Linked DNA regions of Mus musculus: region 1 is linked to region 2. The links are chromatin loops, found by intact Hi-C in ENCODE. Cell type or tissue: left cerebral cortex. All regions are shown on one strand. Links, peaks and the distances in the headings refer to the core of each region. The heading gives the core; the rest is flanking DNA.

Region 1 (8,338 bases), core at 322-8,321, 81 kb before region 2:
CTGTGACCTCTACATGTACATATGCCCTTATGGGTACATACACAACACAGACACACACACACAAACACATGTGTGGACACACACACATGCAGGAAGATGCACACATACATGCCTGCACACGTTCCTAAATATCCTGTTAGTATCCCCTTAATTTCAAGATCTTAATTAGAATTAGTCTTTTACTGTGGGTGTTGGAAGTGATGTGACTGTCTAGATCCAAGAGCAATAGGCCTCCTGGCAGGTTTCTGCCTCTATCTGGGTCAGACCCATGCCTGGTCATCTTTCTCCAGCTCCACCCATCCTCTAGTATCCCTTTGCCTTTCTAAAGACTGCACCCGAGTTACCTTAGAGCTTCACTCTATCCTTTGTGTCACAGATACCGATGGCAACGGATACATCAGCTGCAATGAGCTAAATGACTTGTTCAAGGCCGCCTGCCTGCCTCTGCCTGGGTACCGAGTGAGAGAAATCACAGAAAACCTGATGGCCACAGGTGATCTGGACCAAGATGGAAAGATCAGCTTTGATGAGTTTATCAAGGTGAGCAATGATACTGAATTCAAGGCCATGCACTTGAAACTTGAACTCAGTGTCAACAAACATCCAGAGAGGCGATCCGTCCCTTCCTGGCTCGTTGGTACAGTTCTTACCTTTGTGGTTTCCTTGACTACAGCTTGAGTTTCTAAAAATGTCTTAATCTACCTGGGTGTGTGTCTAGGTTAGGGTGTTATTGCTGTAAAAAGACACGCTGACCACAGCCACCCTTACAAAGGAAAGCATTTAATTGAGGCTGGCTTACAGTTTCAGAGGTTCAGACCATTATAATCTTTGTGGGAAGCATGGCAGCATCCAGGCAGGCATGGTGCTGTAGAAGGAGCTGAGAGTTCTGCATCCTGTCCTAAAGGCAGGAAAAGGAGACTGTGTGTCACACTAGGCATAGCTTGAGCACAGGAGACCTCAAAGCCAACCCCTACAGTGACCACTTTCTCCAACAAGACCACACCTACTCCAAGGCCACACATCCTAATAGTGCCACTCCCTATGGGACAAGCATTCAAACACATAAATCTATGGGGCCACACATATTCAAACCACCACAGTGCCCACCTCCTTAATCCCTGCCCTTGGGAACCTAAGGCAAGAGGATTTGGGGTTTTGTTTGTTTGTTTGTTTGGTTGGTTGGTTTTTCGAGACAGGGTTTCTCTGTATAGCCCTGGCTGTCCTGGAACTCACTTTGTAGACCAGGCTGGCCTCGAACTCAGAAATCCACCTGTCTCTGCCTCCCAAGTGCTAGGATTAAAGGCATGCGCCACCACTGCCCGGCAAGAGGATTTTTTTTGAGTTCAAGGCCAGCCTGGGATACATAGTAAGCACCAGGCCAGCATAAACTGTGTAACAAAGAGTTGGTCAAACAAACAAACAAACAAACAAAAAAATCAAAATCAAAACCAAATGAACCAAACATGTTTTTAACAGGTCTTCCATGGCTTAAAAAGCACCGAGGTTGCCAAAACCTTCCGAAAAGCTATCAACAAGAAGGAAGGGATCTGTGCGATTGGCGGCACCTCTGAGCAGTCCAGCGTTGGTACCCAGCACTCTTACTCAGGTAAGCTGTGCTGATGGGCGGGGGCAGAGGAAGAATGTGTGAGTTGAGAGAAGACTGGCAAAGGATACAGTGAGGAGGAAGGACCCAGCTGTCTGGGGTTGTAGAGTCGATATTTGCTATGCAAACCAAAGGGCTAAAAGCAAAGAAGCAAGCACACCCACCTGGATGGAGACCCATCTTCCCCTGTAGGAGTGGACCAGTTCCAGGCACAGGACCCAGGAACTGCCTGAGCCCCAGGGAGCTTCCTGTACGGAGTGACCTCATTTGCATTTAAAATTTGCTTTAAACGCTGCCAAATCTCCTTTAAAAACTTTATGGGCAAAATTGGCCCTTTTAGAGTCTTCATCTTCAATATCATGATTATTCTTAACGCTGAGTGGTCAAAAAATATTGATTGAAAAAAGGAGTTTTATATTTATTCCAAAGGCTAACACGGAGCAGCCTTAATGGACGCTTCTAATAGTCCGAATGCTGTGGTTGCTTAACTCGTCTTAAAGTTCAGTTTTTTTAAAGGATGATTCAATGTCAAAGATAAGTTTGTGGATAGGCACTGTTTGCAGTTGCTAAGACAAAGTTTAGCCTTTCTTATTCAAAATATATTCTGTTTATTCATTCTTTGAGACATTTATACAAGGTATTTTAAACATATATACTCCTCCTCCAGCTCCTCCCATAACAATGGTTATGTTCCTCTCCTCCATCCCTTCCCACTCTCTTTTGAGATTTCTTCTTCTTTTTCTTTCTCCCACGTTGTCTTGGGAATGGGTCATGGGGATGTGTGTGATTGTCACCTTAGAGAGAATGGACTCACCTCCTCTTCAGGCAGTGGTGGGGTTTCATGCACACCTTCCCACTTCTATGCTGGGATTTTATCTGCCTCCAGCTTGCTTAGGTCTTCTGCATGCTGTCACAATCACTGTATTCATAGGTGCAACAGTTGTGTCTGGTAAACACTGTTTCCTTGATGTCGGCAACCACCTCTGGCTCTTAGAATTTTTCCACTCCCTCTTCTGAGAACCTGAGCCTTGAGGGTAGGGGTGTGGCATGTATGTCCCATTTAGGGCCCAGCATTCCACGGTCTCATGTTCTCTGCAGGTTGATCAGTTAGGGATCTCTGTGTTACTTGCCATTTACTGGAAGCTCCTCCTATACGGATTGAGAGGTGCTCTGATCTAAAATTGTAGCAATATGTCATGAGAATTGGTTTCATACTATGCCCATTTAGCAGAATACTGCGTTCTCTCCTAGGGCCTGTGGCCTAACCAGCCACAGGTTCTTGGCTCCTTTAACACTACCAGGTATGGGTCCTACCTCATAAAGTGGATCTTAGACCCAATTTTTAAAAGGTAGTTGGTTGCCCCATAACAATCTGTGCCATTATTGCACCCGTGGGCTTAGCTTATCTGGCCAGTTTTAGCTTGCAGGGTTCTGAATGTACCCAATCGCATCTAGCTTTGTATCTTTAAGTCTAAGACTTGTCCAAGCTTTGACCGTGTGAAAGTGCATCATGAATCTGCAGAACAGGGATTCACTATGCAGCCTTCCACCTTCGACAGCTCAGAATTCCTCCGAGAGACACTTGTTTTCAGTGACAGGCAATTTACAAAACATGGTGCTGGGGAGAAGGCAGAGAGCTTCAGGTTTTACTAAGACCTGTGAGATCAACTCCTTGCAGCTTTGCTTGTAGGAAGGAAGAATCTATCCCAGGTGATTTCACTTCCTAGCGGTCTCATTCTAACCATAAAAAGCCCAGCGATACCCCAGTGATTATCCCTGACAAACAGCATCTAAATCAGCAGGCAACACAGGCAGGATCCTGAGTTTAAGCCTGTAAATACCAAATCACATTTATACTTATACCCACAGAAATACATATTATTTATCATCATTCAAATATAACATGTGCATTTTTAAAATGTTGTCCTAAATCTTTAATTGCATCTTTATAACTAGATCCAGTGCCTGGTTCTTAAAGGACCTCTGATTTTCAAAAGCAGTAAATACAGGATGATAAGATGTTGGCCTGGCAGTGTCTCTCTTGGGCATGAGAATGTGGGGTCCATGTGGAGAATGTCTTTGTCTGGTTTTCATCCTGTGTGTAAGACATTTACATTCTTTATCTATAGAGGAAGAAAAGTATGCCTTTGTCAACTGGATAAACAAAGCCCTGGAGAATGACCCCGACTGCCGGCATGTCATCCCCATGAACCCCAACACCGACGATCTCTTCAATGCTGTAGGCGATGGCATAGTTCTTTGGTAAATGAAGACTCTCCCTTGATTTCCATAGAATCCCCCTTTTTGGTGTAGCAGCAGCTAAGTGTATTTGCCATAGGCCACTTCTTTTGTGACTCACACATGAGTAGAGTTGCCTTAACGGAATCCACTTGATAGGGTACAGGGGAGTAAACTAACCTCAGAAGCTAATTGTAGTGAAATCCATAAAACTACTGTTGTTTCAGTGGAGAGAAGAGATACAAAGTAAAGATAAGCTTTGTAAATGGAGACACAGCACGTAATCTGGGGGCGTGGGGGGGGGAGGGACGAGCCACTCTGCTGCTTCTGAGTGTGACCTACCCAGATGGCAGATAGATTGGCGAAAGGAGACAGAGCCCTAGAAGTTAATTTTAAATATATATGGATGTTCACGTAGAGACACACATATGCACATACAGCAATGTTATGAGAATACATGTTCAAATGTAACTGAAAAAGATAGTTGATTGAAAACTGATTTCTCACTAAAAGGAAATGGTTACTCACATTTTCCAGTGTTCTTTTTTGATTTGCTTTCTGGGGCATGGTAAGATCGGTCAGTGGGTCAAGGTACCTTACAGCAGGCCTGAGGACCTGAATTCAACCTCAGGAGGAGAGAACTGGCCCTTGCAAGTTGTTCTCTGACTTCCACACATGCACAGTGACACATGCTACTCTCTCTCACACACACACAACAATAAGTAAAATTGTTTAAATGTTTTTGGTTTTGTTCCTTTTGTACCTTTTTGCCCTAGCATGACAAACTCAGACTCTCCCACCCACTGAGCCACATTCCGGCCTCCATTTTATTCATTTACAATGTTGAGGGTCTCAATAAGGTGGTTGGGTTGGCCTTGAACCTCTTCTCTCGCCCAGACAGATCTTGGACTTGTGATCCTCCTGCTTCAGCCTCCTGAGTAGCTAAGATTATGTCCTAAACCACCACGGCTGGCTGCCTTTTGGAGATTTGTTTTCTATGCTCATTTAAAAAAAAAATATAATAGAGGTTACTAATGGAAATTTTTTTATGCCCTGTTGAGGGTTAAACAAAGAATACCTTGGACAACATCAGTTTTTCATAAACAGCAATTGCTTGTTCTAGATGTCTGATCACTGTACTAGATACTTAAGTGAGGAAAACTCATCGAACATTGATCAAATGACTGCAGAATGTTAGGATGAGCCATTATATGTTTAGTTAAAGGTATTGATCAGGTTTCAAATAGAAAATGTAGACCTATAACCCCAGAAAAGGACAATTTCTTGCATATCATGGGGACATGTATAAGGCTGAGAAAGTCGGGAGGGGAGGGCATCTGTTTTAATCACCCACTGAGAATTCAATGATGTTTTAAGGGAGTGATTCTCAACCTGTGGTCCATGACCTTTGGGGGTCACATATCAGCTATTTACATTATGATCCATAAACATAGGAAAATTATAGTTATGAAGTAGCAATGAAATGATTTTATGGTTGGGGGTCACCACCACATGAGGAATTGTACTGAAGGGTCGGTAGCATTAGGAAGGTTGATAGCCATTTTTCTAAGGGAACCAGTGCACTTTTACAGCTTAGGTAAGCGAAGCAAGCAGGACCTCCCTTCTTACCACAGTGCATTGTGATAGCCTCATGAACACTGTGGGTGAATCTAACCACAGTGGTATAACTCTCATACACCATGTATGAAAAATGTGTTGCTGGCATGTTCAGTCAGGGTCCTGCTCGAATTTAAATCCAACCTCATGGAGTTCTGTTCCTCAGAGGGCTGCTTTCTTTCATTTGATTCCTTCTCTTTTAGTAAAATGATCAACCTGTCTGTGCCAGACACGATTGACGAGAGAACGATCAACAAGAAAAAGCTCACACCATTCACCATTCAGGTGGGTCTCCCCACAGCTCCCCAAGGGTGGCGCTGGCCCGGTGTGAATGAACATCATCATAGCAGTGTCAGCTCATTCTTCATTCCCCACACCTAGGCCTTGGCTAATGGTGTCTTACAACCAGGAGAAAGAAGCACACATCTGTGTCTTAGGTTTTATTGGTGTGGCAGTCAAGAAAGGAGGCTGGTGTGTGTTAGTAGCCGGGTTTGTTTCGGCCACTTAAGAATCAAATTCCTATTGGATGAATTGTTTTTCTTAACAGTTTTTTCTTGAGTTACTGCCAAATGTGTAGCGTTAGCTGACAAGAAAAGCCTTTCTAGGCAAGGGAGAGGATGAAACCCAGGAAATGCTCTGGAGGCCTCCATGGCACTGCTGACGCAGCCCAGAGTGGAATAAATGCAACCTGCTCCTAGCCCTCCGTTTGCTGATTAACCAAAATAGTCACTAGCAGGAAATAAGCAGCCGCATTTCTATCTTATGTTCCAATATTTTAACATTATTCTAATTCGGTAGCTCAGAAACCATGTCTAATACCTTAAATCATGAATAGTACATTATCTCTTGTTTGGACACAAGCAACCCTGTGTACTTTTAAAAGAGACGTGTAACCAAGCTGGGAACAGTAATTGAATGCATGGAAATGCTCTTAATGGTATTTTTACTCATAAACTTGGCTATAATAGAAACAATATTTTTATTTACTATTTTTTAAATGGTCAGCAAGGGCTTTCTGGTGGAGTTTGTTTTGTTATTAATTCATCACACAAACAACAAAGCTTGTCTACGTCTCTGACACTTAACCTCTTCCTTCATGGGACCAAAAATAAGGCCCAGAGACTGAGAACACTCCAACGATTCTAGCTGTGTATAAGTTACAGTAGATGCAAGGTTAGTATAGCATCCTGGAGCCTCAGGCCTGTGTGCAGATGCAGGCTTTCTGGTAATCGTCATGGAGACTCAGTAACTTGTTCTGTTAAAAACCCATCCATCTTTTCTGGGGATTGATTTATATGGGGGGGGGGGCATTTCTTTCCATGACATTAAATTTGCAAATCAAAAGGTTATTGTGTTGTTCTTTTTTATGACCCTAATTTACATCAACAGTTGTCTTCTTAGCCATAGGCTGTGACAGGACAATGACTTCCTCCAGCTAATGGAGGCTCTGAGTGTATAGGCTTCATCAGAGTGCAAAATAGAAGAGCATAAGATTCATTAATCTCACGCCAGAATGGGTCTTCCACACTGGGTACTGGTTTGATTGGGTAGGCCATTGCATTAGCTCAGTACCGTGGGTTATTAGGTCTTCTCCCATCATTATTTTACTGCTTTTCCTGGGGGTTAAGACTAGTACAGATCTTGCCTCTGGGTCTGTAACCATTCCAGAAGGACAATGTCACCGCTGATGCTAATCAGGAATCATTTGGCACTGGCAAAATGAAGGAACTAAGCTTGCATACTTTTCCCTCCCTCAGGAAAACTTGAACTTGGCTCTGAACTCTGCCTCTGCCATTGGGTGCCACGTGGTTAATATAGGGGCCGAGGACCTGAAGGAGGGCAAGCCTTACCTGGTCCTGGGACTTTTGTGGCAAGTCATCAAGATTGGGTTGTTTGCTGACATTGAACTCAGCAGAAATGAAGGTAAGAGAAAGTGTCAGAGGCTGTGATCAGCACGGCTTTCTAACGCTGTGTGTATTGGTGGCTGGAGGAAGACATTAGGCATTCTCCAGCTGAGAAAACCACTCAGTTATACTGAGTCCTTGGTATTAAAGTAGCAGACCTTATCCATGAAACCAGACTTTTAAGATGACAACGCAAAGGCTTTTAGACCCCACAGACTAGCAGTAATGCTTTAGAATATATAGCTCCATGTGCCTGGAACCCCATCGCCAGCAGCTGCTTCCTGGCACACATTGTCTACAGAGGCTTCACAGCAAGCAAGACAACTTTTATTTTGTGAGACTAATCACATTCAGATACTTTGGCAAATGCACCAGACTGGGAGAGATTGGTCTATATTTTATCTAGACAATCAAGGAAGCTGTAGGTTGCCTTTATACAGGGTGGGTGAATCTGGAGACCTAGGGCTACAGTTGATCCTATTATAGCCCATGCCAATAGTTTAGCAAAAAGTGGATTTCTAGGTACGCTTAACACCCAAAGAAAAGAGAACAAAGCAACTGTAAGTTGATGAGACATTTAATGCTTGATTAATCACATCACTGTTCCAATGTGATCGGTACACAAATACACCTTAAATATATACAGTATACATTTAGATATATAGTACATATTATACACCTTAAATATAAAATACATTTTAAAAAAATATTAGAAAAATCACACATAGAGCTTTGAAATTCTGAACTGAAGCCAGGCCTGCTGGCGTCAACCTATAGTCTCAGCTCCTTGGAAAGCAGGACAATCACAGCCTTAACCCCTGCCTTGACTTTTGAGTTAATTCAAGACTAACCTGAGCTATTAAATAAGACCCTGACTAGATATAGATATAGATAGATAGATATAGATGATATAGATATAGATATAGATATAGATATAGATATAGATATAGATATAGAATTGTGTGTGTGTGTGTGT
Region 2 (8,285 bases), core at 1-8,000:
AAATAAAAGGGCTGGGAATGACTGTAGCCGAGAGAAGCTACGAGGCTAAAGTGGTCTGGCAAGGTGCCCCTCCATAAGTGGAATTCCTTGGAGAAGAACTATTAAGTAGCTGCCAGATGATAGTGAAAGATGTTGAATAAAGGCATGAAAAAGATTTTGAGGCACCATAGGGAAAGCCCAGGGTCTCAAATATGATTGACCCATGGCTATAACAACAGTTGCTTTGTTTCAATACCCCTGTAAATTATCAAATTCTTTATTAGCAGCAAGTCCAATCCTTCTTCCTTTATCTTTAGTCCTTCCTGGAGCTGTCTATCAGATTGGGCCACATACCTTTGGTGTTGTTGGCCCATGGCTGCCTTGTTAACATAGGCAATTTCCACACACTAATTCACCTAGGGTGTGTGTGTGTGTACTCATAGGATAAGAGCTGGAACTATAAATGTTAGGTGTTTGTTGATCATAATTATTAGAAATATCTATGGATGACTGAATACATCCACTATTGATAGATATTTAAAAAATATTAGAAATTCTGTATAAACCATCTATAATCCCAGCACTCAAGAAGCAGGAGAATTAAGAGTTCAGGGACATTCTGGGTTATATGGAGAGTATGAGGCCAGCCCAGGCTATACTTGAGTTGTTAAATGCATGTATGTGTATACATAGACACACAACATATATGTGGCAACTACAAAAAAAAATCCTAAGACATACTTAAAGTCAAATAACAGGAGATGTCTACATGTTTTGGGTACTAGGAAAACACTATTAAATTTTTTCCTAAATTGTTTTGTGTAGTTGATGCAGTCCTGTGACACTTAACTAATTTTGAAGGAAGCCTACATGCTTTGTGATGGGGAAACAATAGTGACCATTCCATAAATTGATTTGTATATTTGATGTACTTTTATTAATCCTGACATGATTTTGAAGTTTATTTGGAAGCATGCATATGGTAGAGGAATTTGTAAAATGCTAAAAGTAAGGCTAATAAGAGACATTTGACCCCACTGAGCTCTCAAGCATATTATAAACATAGGATAATTAGGATGGTGTGGAACTAAGCCTAGAAGAGGCAGGTCACTGGACGGGAATAACAGGCACAGGAAGATATTCAAATATATAAGGAGACCTAGTATGTTATAGAGGAGGCATTTCAAACCATATTTAATTATCAGCCCTGGAAAATCTCACAGGCCACTAAGAATAAAAATTGAATTGAGTTACTAATACATTTTCACTAAAATAAATGCCAAACTGATCAAATATTAAAGCACAAATAACCCCGCCATAAGCTAAGAATTTGAGTGAGAAAAACCTCACACTTTACATAGATTTCATGACAGTAATGCAGTTCTTACAAACAGCATATGAAATTAACCATGTAGAAAAGTGATCAAGAGGCTAGGCAGGGTGGTTGGTGGCACATGCCTTTAATCCCAGCACTTGGGAGGCAGAGGCAGGCGGATTTCTGAGTTTGAGGCCAGCCTGGTCTACAAAGTGAGTTCCAGGACAGCCAGGGCTACACAGAGAAACCCTGTCTCGAATGCCCCCCACCCGCAGCAAAAAAAAAGCAATCAAGAAAATTGATAGAAAAAATATAAAAATGAATATAAAAATGTATGCAATCCATTGATAAAGAAATCTAAATCAAAGACAATTGCTTCTTCTTTTCTTTCTTTCTTTCTTCTTCTTCTTCTTCTTCTTCTTCTTCTTCTTCTTCTTCTTCTTCTTCTTCTTCTTCTTCCTCCTCCTCCTCCTCCTCCTCCTCCTCTCCCTCCTCCTCCTCGTCATCGTCGTCGTCTTCTTCTTCTTCTTCTTCTTCTTCTTCTTCTTCTTCTTCTTCTTCTTCCTCCTCCTCCTCCTCCTCCTCCTCCTCCTCCTCCTCCTCCTCCTCCTCCTCCTCCTCCTTCTTCTTCTTCCCAGAAAACTGACAGGATGCAAGATTCTTGCCCATGGTGCAGAAGCTGCCAGTTGGGTATGCTGACACTCTCCTGGGAGGAGAGAGGTTCCATTCTTTTGATTAGTACTTGGTGACAAGTGTGGTAACTGTAAAAGGTACACCACTTTAGTCAAGGAACTTTAACTCTAGAAAAGCTACTGAAGTAGGAAACATTGATTTATGGACAATGGTGCTCATTCTAAAGAAACTAAGTTATTTATCAACAAAATTATTTGAATCAACTATAGTTTACAATGCAATCCCTTAAAATGACTCAAAATAATGTCTATTCAAACACAATAATGATACATTTGGTAATGTTACAATAATTACTTCCAGAAATGTTACAAATTAAGACAGAAAGTACATGCACTGTAAAATGTACTAAAATGTTATTGGCAGTTATCACTCCTTAATCAGATTATTGTTGAGTTCTGGGCAACATGTGTTTTCTTTCTTAACATGGTTTCTTTTAGATGACTACAACTTTCAGATAAGAAATTTAGGTAACATCCAGAAGGAAGCTATTTTCGTTTCTACAATGAAATAAAGTGTTTGTTGCTATGAAATAAATATATTTTGTGTCTCTTTTAGATCTAGCTCCTGGAGGTTCTGACGATTGGATCTATGATTTGGGCATCAAATATTCGTTTACAATTGAGCTCCGAGATACAGGCAGATACGGATTCTTGCTGCCTGAGAGATACATCAAACCCACTTGTGCAGAAGCTTTGGCCGCCATCTCTAAAATAGTTTGGCATGTCATCAGGAACACTTAATGCCCTAACCTCCGCTCTCATTATTTTTATTTTATTGATTTCAGCAACACTTAACTGTTGCATTAGCTTCTAAGTTGAATCAGTTTCCTTGGTTTTGTTGAAGAATAAAAAGCACACTACTTTGAGCTTAAGAGTGAAAATGGCCCCCTGTGTATTTTAACATTTTTATTTTTATTATTTTTATTCTAAGAGGTTAGCTACTGGTCCCACCCCACCGTCCCTTGATTTATGATGAACAGCTATCTTAAGCAGTTTTAAGATGTACTGTGTGTGTGGTGGGGCGTGAGGGTGTGAGTTTAAGCACCAGGTTTATGCTGGACCCCCATCAGAGGCCAGAAGAAAATGGGGAACCGCTGTTACTGAAGGTTACAGAAGGTGGTCAGCAGTCACGTGGGGGATGGGAGTCAAACCTGGTCTCTGAAAGAGCTGCAACCGCTTTTAACGGCTGGAGCCATCTCTCCAGCTCCTCCTAAGCAACTTTTACCCTAAATCTACGGAGATCATTGGATCCAAGCAGGAAAAGCAAAGGCACTCTGTAGCACCTCAAGGGTTTGCACCCTAAAATTTTAATCAGTCTCTGCTCTTGTTCTTGAAAACGCAATCCGTGCATTTCTGCTCCAGCTTCAGGCCCAGGCGGGGGACGGGCGGTTGTCAAAATCTGCAGCTTCGAAACGCACCAGGCTGGTGGTTACTGCCGAAACAAAGTAGCACTTTATGCGATGGAAAACGGTGAAAACCAGAATCTCAGTCAACTGAGAATCTCCGTCCTCCCACGCTGACTCCGTGTCCCCAGACCTTAGTAAACAGGCGTCAGGAACACACTCCGCACTGCCCTCGCGTCGGACGCGAGGGGGCGTGGTCTGAGAGGGGCGGGGCTTACTCGATGACGACTAATCTGGGGGCCGGAAGCTGCCTTGCCTGCGGAGGAGTCGGGCAAACTCGCGACTTCCGTCGGCTTTTAGATGCTGCCAGTGTAGCGGCCAGGCAGAGTTGTGGTCTTAGCGTTGCTCTGCAGTGGCTTCTGTGCGTCTCTCGTCTCGTGTCCGGAGCTCTCCAGAGCTGGGAGAAGATCCGGGCGGCTCCGCTGCTCCCTGTTCCCGGCGTCCGCCCCGCTTGAGGAGGGCCGGCCCCTGGGAGCCGCGCGTGCACGTCCTCTTGGTCGTCCTCCCGGGGCCGGGCGCGGGGACAGCCGGAGCTGAGGCGTCAGGGACGTCCTGAAGACTGCGCTTACAAGGGTGCTTGGAGAGGAGGTAAGCGTTCGGGGAGCGGATGGGAAGAGGCGTTGGACCCGGCTCGTGTGGGCGTCCTGCGCTGTGGCCTCCATCCTCGCTCGCCTTGTTCTGTGCTGCTTGTGTTTCTGAACGCTGTTTGAGCATCCCACCCTTGACTCTGCAGAGGCTCTTGGTGTTAGATCTGGCTGTTGCTCCAGTTGTGATTCTGCAGTCTGTGTCAGGAAGCAGGCGGACTCGGATACCGTGGTGTGGTGGTCGCATTTGTGTGTGGTGAAAGGATGCAGCAGTTGTGTTTCTTGGATTTAGAGTTGCCTTCTTCACGTATTCCAGATCTATTGAAGAAAGGAGAGTCCTTTTGATTGTTCCTGGTCTTGCTTATTTCCCGGCTGCAGTAAATACTATTGGGAGTGTAGGAGTACTGTTTTATCTTTATACTCCCAGGCAACGGGAAGCTGGAACGAAAGGAGAAGATATATCTGGCAGTATCACTTGCTAAGCAGGTTGACATTTATGTGGCTGGAAAAGTATTCAGAGTTGAAGAAAATACTTGGATGATATTGGTAGGATCTTGCTTGTGAGAGGCAGTATCTTAAGTTAATTCGTTTTATTAGGAGTCTTCAGATAATTTGAACTCTTTCAGTTATGGGCGTGCACAGTCTCTCCTGGTTTGTGAATTTCAAAAAAAAATAATTTGAAAAGGTTGGACCTTTAAGTTTGGCATTTAAGGGTTTAAAAGTCTGTGATATGTTTATTTAGTTAGTCCAGATCACTATGCGGCTCTGCCTATATGCTTAGTTTTGCTATGTAGTACTTAACATTACTAGCTTTAGAATCCAAACAACAATATTTCGCAACACAGACGTATAAATTTTTAAATAACCTCCAACTTCTTAGTTAGATTATATCAGATGACAGTTTCATCTGGAGACTTAGCAAGCTGATGTAGGAATGTCACAATTTCTGTGCAAACGGTTGTGCCCTGAAACTTGAGTTTCAGTGTGAGCATCTGGTAGGATGTAGTTGATACCAACACATAGGGGGTGACTCAGATACCTAAATGTGCAGAAACTCAAATCCCTTCTGGAAAACGATGTTTTATATGCCTTCAATCATCTCTATACTTCTAATACATAGTGCAATGTAAATCCTATAAAAGTACTTTATGCTAATTTTAAATAATGTAAATAAGGTTTGTACACAGTGTAGTTTTGGTTTTTGGGTTTTTTGTTGTTGTTTTGTGTTGCTTTGTTTTTGTTTTTGTTTTCCTGGATATGTTCAATCCAGGGATACAGCTTCTTTATTTGCTTTCTGTTTACTGGTGACTTGGAGTGAACACTAACCTTTATTCTGAGTATATTCTCTGTTCTCAGCAGGCCGTATCACCCTGAACACCTGATCTCAGAAGCTTATCTGGATTGGGCCTGATTAATGTCTAGACTGGAGACACTTACCTCAGTTTAATGTCTGTAATATAAATTTAGAATACTAAAGCACAGTATGACTTTTATATCAATACATTATATTAAGTCATTAGTGTTAATTTATATTGTATTAAGCATAAATTTTGAATTTAAATCTTGGTCTTTTTTAAAGATACATATATGTATTATATGTATATATTACTTATACATATACACACACACACACATATATTTAGCTTAACAGGATTTGAATCCAAAATATACCTGGTTTTAAACATTTAGGATAAGGGAATTCACAATTAGCATATTTTTTATTAACAAAATTTAAGAGGCCTTGAAAGTAATTACTTATTCAAGAAGAGCCACCTCTGCCATGCTCCTTTCTCAGCCAGGTTGATGGTATGGAACTCAGAGTATATTGTTCCCTGAAGAAGGGGAGCAGTTCTCATATTTGAGATGTATTTTCTCTTAATAGGCTCAGTATTATTGTCCCTGAATTTGAATTTTCTTCCTTTTTTTTTTTAATTGAAAGGAGATGATGAAAGTTCCAAATATTTATTACACTCCAGAGGAGACTAGATAAAGGAAAACAACTGCATAGTCATTTGGTTTTGATAACTCTTGTATTTGAGAAAGATGGAAGAAATAGGTGGTGATAGCCTTAACCAAAGAATAATTTGAATACCAAATGGAGGAACATCTTCAGGCAAGAGTCAGTTTAATAATAAGTGGTTGGTTTACAGTCTCTGATTGGAAAGACATTGGCATCTACAATTCTGGTTCTTTATGTCTGATAGTTCTCTTCCACTTTGAAATACTCATATCTGTCTCATTAATGGTTTTTGACTTTTAATCAAATTTAAATTCTACTCTTTTGTAGTATTCATCTTTCTTTGTGAACCCAGCATTTAGGATGGGAATTTTTGAGCTTTCAAAACATCAGTGATTACATGGTTTTGAGTTAAATGGCTTAATATATGAAACAGAATTTTTTTGGTGTATTGCAGATTATATATTTATTTTCTGACAAATGAGATTTTAAACTATACTATCTTCTGTGCAAACAGAAAGCATTTATTCGTGCAAAGTTGTAACTGTGTGATTACTAGTGTTGAGGATAATATCATATTGTGGATTGCTAGTAGAAGTTCTTAGGTTGACGATATATTAATCAGTTGTATTACTGTAATGAAATTCTTTATACAGGATACATAGGAAGAAAAGAAAGCTTATTTTGACTTATGGCTATAGAGATTTATGTCCAAGGTTGGATCCATTGCTTTGGGTTCTTTGGTGTGTAGCACAACTACAAAGTGGACTTAGAGGTAGAGATGAACAGATTAGTTTTTCAACCTCCTTTGAAAGTATCCCTTTGCCTCATGATGCAAGGATTTCCTGTTATGCCTTACCTCTTAAAAGGTCCATAGCACCTCCTGCTACCACCACGCTGAGGACCAAGGCTTTACTGACAGTCTCTGCAGGGGGAGAGGCATTCATCCAACCCTTAGCAAATGATCAGAGGTGTTCATTCCAGAACCATTGATCCAGAATCTAAGAAGCCGAAGCAGGAAGATTCATTCTAGGTGGATATCTTTCATTCTTAATTTTACTTTTTGTGCCTCATGTTATAGTCCTCTCTCTAATCTAGACCTGTTACCAAAATACAGTGTAATTGTAGGACAGAATCCTGTAGGATTCTAAGGCAAAAGGATATATCTTTTATTTCATTGTATTTCTTTCCCCCTTAGTTTGGAAGGCTGAGTAGTAGTTGGGAAATGACCCTATAGGTGTGAGCTCTTTTGTTTTTAGAATTGCTTATTTTATTTTTGTTTTATGTATATGAGTGTTTTGTCCGGATGTATGTATGTGCACCACATGTGTGCCTGGTGCCTGAGGAGGCCAGAAGAGGGTCTTGGATCCCCTGGAACTGGAGCTATGGATGGTTGTGAGTTACCATGTGGGTGCTGGGAGTTGAACAGTGGTCCTCTACAAGAGCAACAAGGGCTTTTCACTGCTGAGCCACCTCTGCAGCCCCTGCAGGTGACTCTTGAGTCATTCTTCATGCCATCTGTAAAAGCAGTGTTTGTATGGGAAGTAGCTTGTCACTGGTAAAAGTACAAGCCCAGCCTGGTGTGGCTTATGTGTTGGGATCTGTAGCTCTTCCTTCATTGGTGTAACATTCCAGTGGGCTCTAGACATCCAGGATCAGAGAGAAGCTGTGAAGCCATGCACTGCAGCAGGTCAGGGAGGAGAGCAGTGATGTCTAAATGGAATGACAGCGGTAAAGACATAGTAGAGCAAGGCAAACTGGGGTCCCTTAGAAGACCAAGAAAGGAGATGGCAGAAGATCAGTACTTCAACTATAGGAATAAATAGTGTTTAATCAGGATTCACTAGAGCAGTGCTTCTCAGCCTTCCTATGCTGTGACCCTGTAATAAAGTGGCCACCCAATCATAACATTATTTTGTTCATACTTCATAACTATAATTTTGCTACCATTATGAATCATAGTGTAAATATCTGATATGCTGGCTCTCTGATATGCAACTCATCTCTGAGTCAAGAACTACTGCTATAGAGGAATGATGGGTAGTATTTAGGCTGAAGTCCAGCTTGTCCAACAGTGGCTGTCCAATGGAAAGTCCAAGAATTAAGTGGTCGTTCAGTGCACAAGGCTGCAGGTCTCAGCTGATCTTCAGTATATGGCAGGCAAAGAACAAACACTTCCTTTTTGTCCTTTATATAAGCTGCCACAAGAAGGTGTGGTCTAGATTTAAGGTAGATCTTCCTACCTCAAAACATCTGGATTTAGATAGGTCTTCCCACTTTATAAATCTCAGTCAAGGAAAATTTCGCACTGATGTACCTAGCCCCTTGAGTTTTACTTATTCCAGATATAGTCAA

What was found. A loop is a pair of places that touch in the nucleus more often than their neighbours do. Peaks named below come from ENCODE experiments on the same cell type or tissue, not always from the same donor. Only the 100,000 strongest peaks of a DNase experiment are listed, where the experiment ranks them.
Region 1: a loop joins it to region 2, with 2.7 times the contacts of the local background. A loop is called at or near these places in 3 of 42 quality-filtered maps.

The regions. Positions count from the first base shown.
Region 1 is chr14:75,198,904-75,207,241 of GRCm38, forward strand. It overlaps Lcp1 (lymphocyte cytosolic protein 1), which reads left to right. Exons shown (of 17, transcript NM_008879.4): 4 at 377-540; 5 at 1,477-1,606; 6 at 3,733-3,865; 7 at 5,662-5,743; 8 at 7,216-7,381. Among named protein-coding and RNA genes, the nearest start is that of Cpb2, 39 kb to the right of the region's middle. In left cerebral cortex, for the core only: no CTCF peak of the experiment used is centred there; no DNase peak of the experiment used is centred there.
Region 2 is chr14:75,280,689-75,288,973 of GRCm38, forward strand. Cpb2 (carboxypeptidase B2 (plasma)) reads left to right here. Exons shown (of 11, transcript NM_019775.3): 11 at 2,543-2,867. The coding sequence ends at 2,727. Zc3h13 (zinc finger CCCH type containing 13) reads left to right here and starts at 3,678. Exons shown (of 19, transcript NM_001359875.1): 1 at 3,678-3,977. Gm35679 (a long non-coding RNA gene) reads right to left here and starts at 1,492. Exons shown (of 3, transcript XR_874823.2): 1 at 1-1,492. In left cerebral cortex, for the core only: a CTCF peak has its summit at 3,560; DNase peaks (open chromatin) are centred at 2,700, 3,606 and 4,143; H3K4me3 peaks cover 2,357 bases; H3K27ac peaks cover 1,419 bases.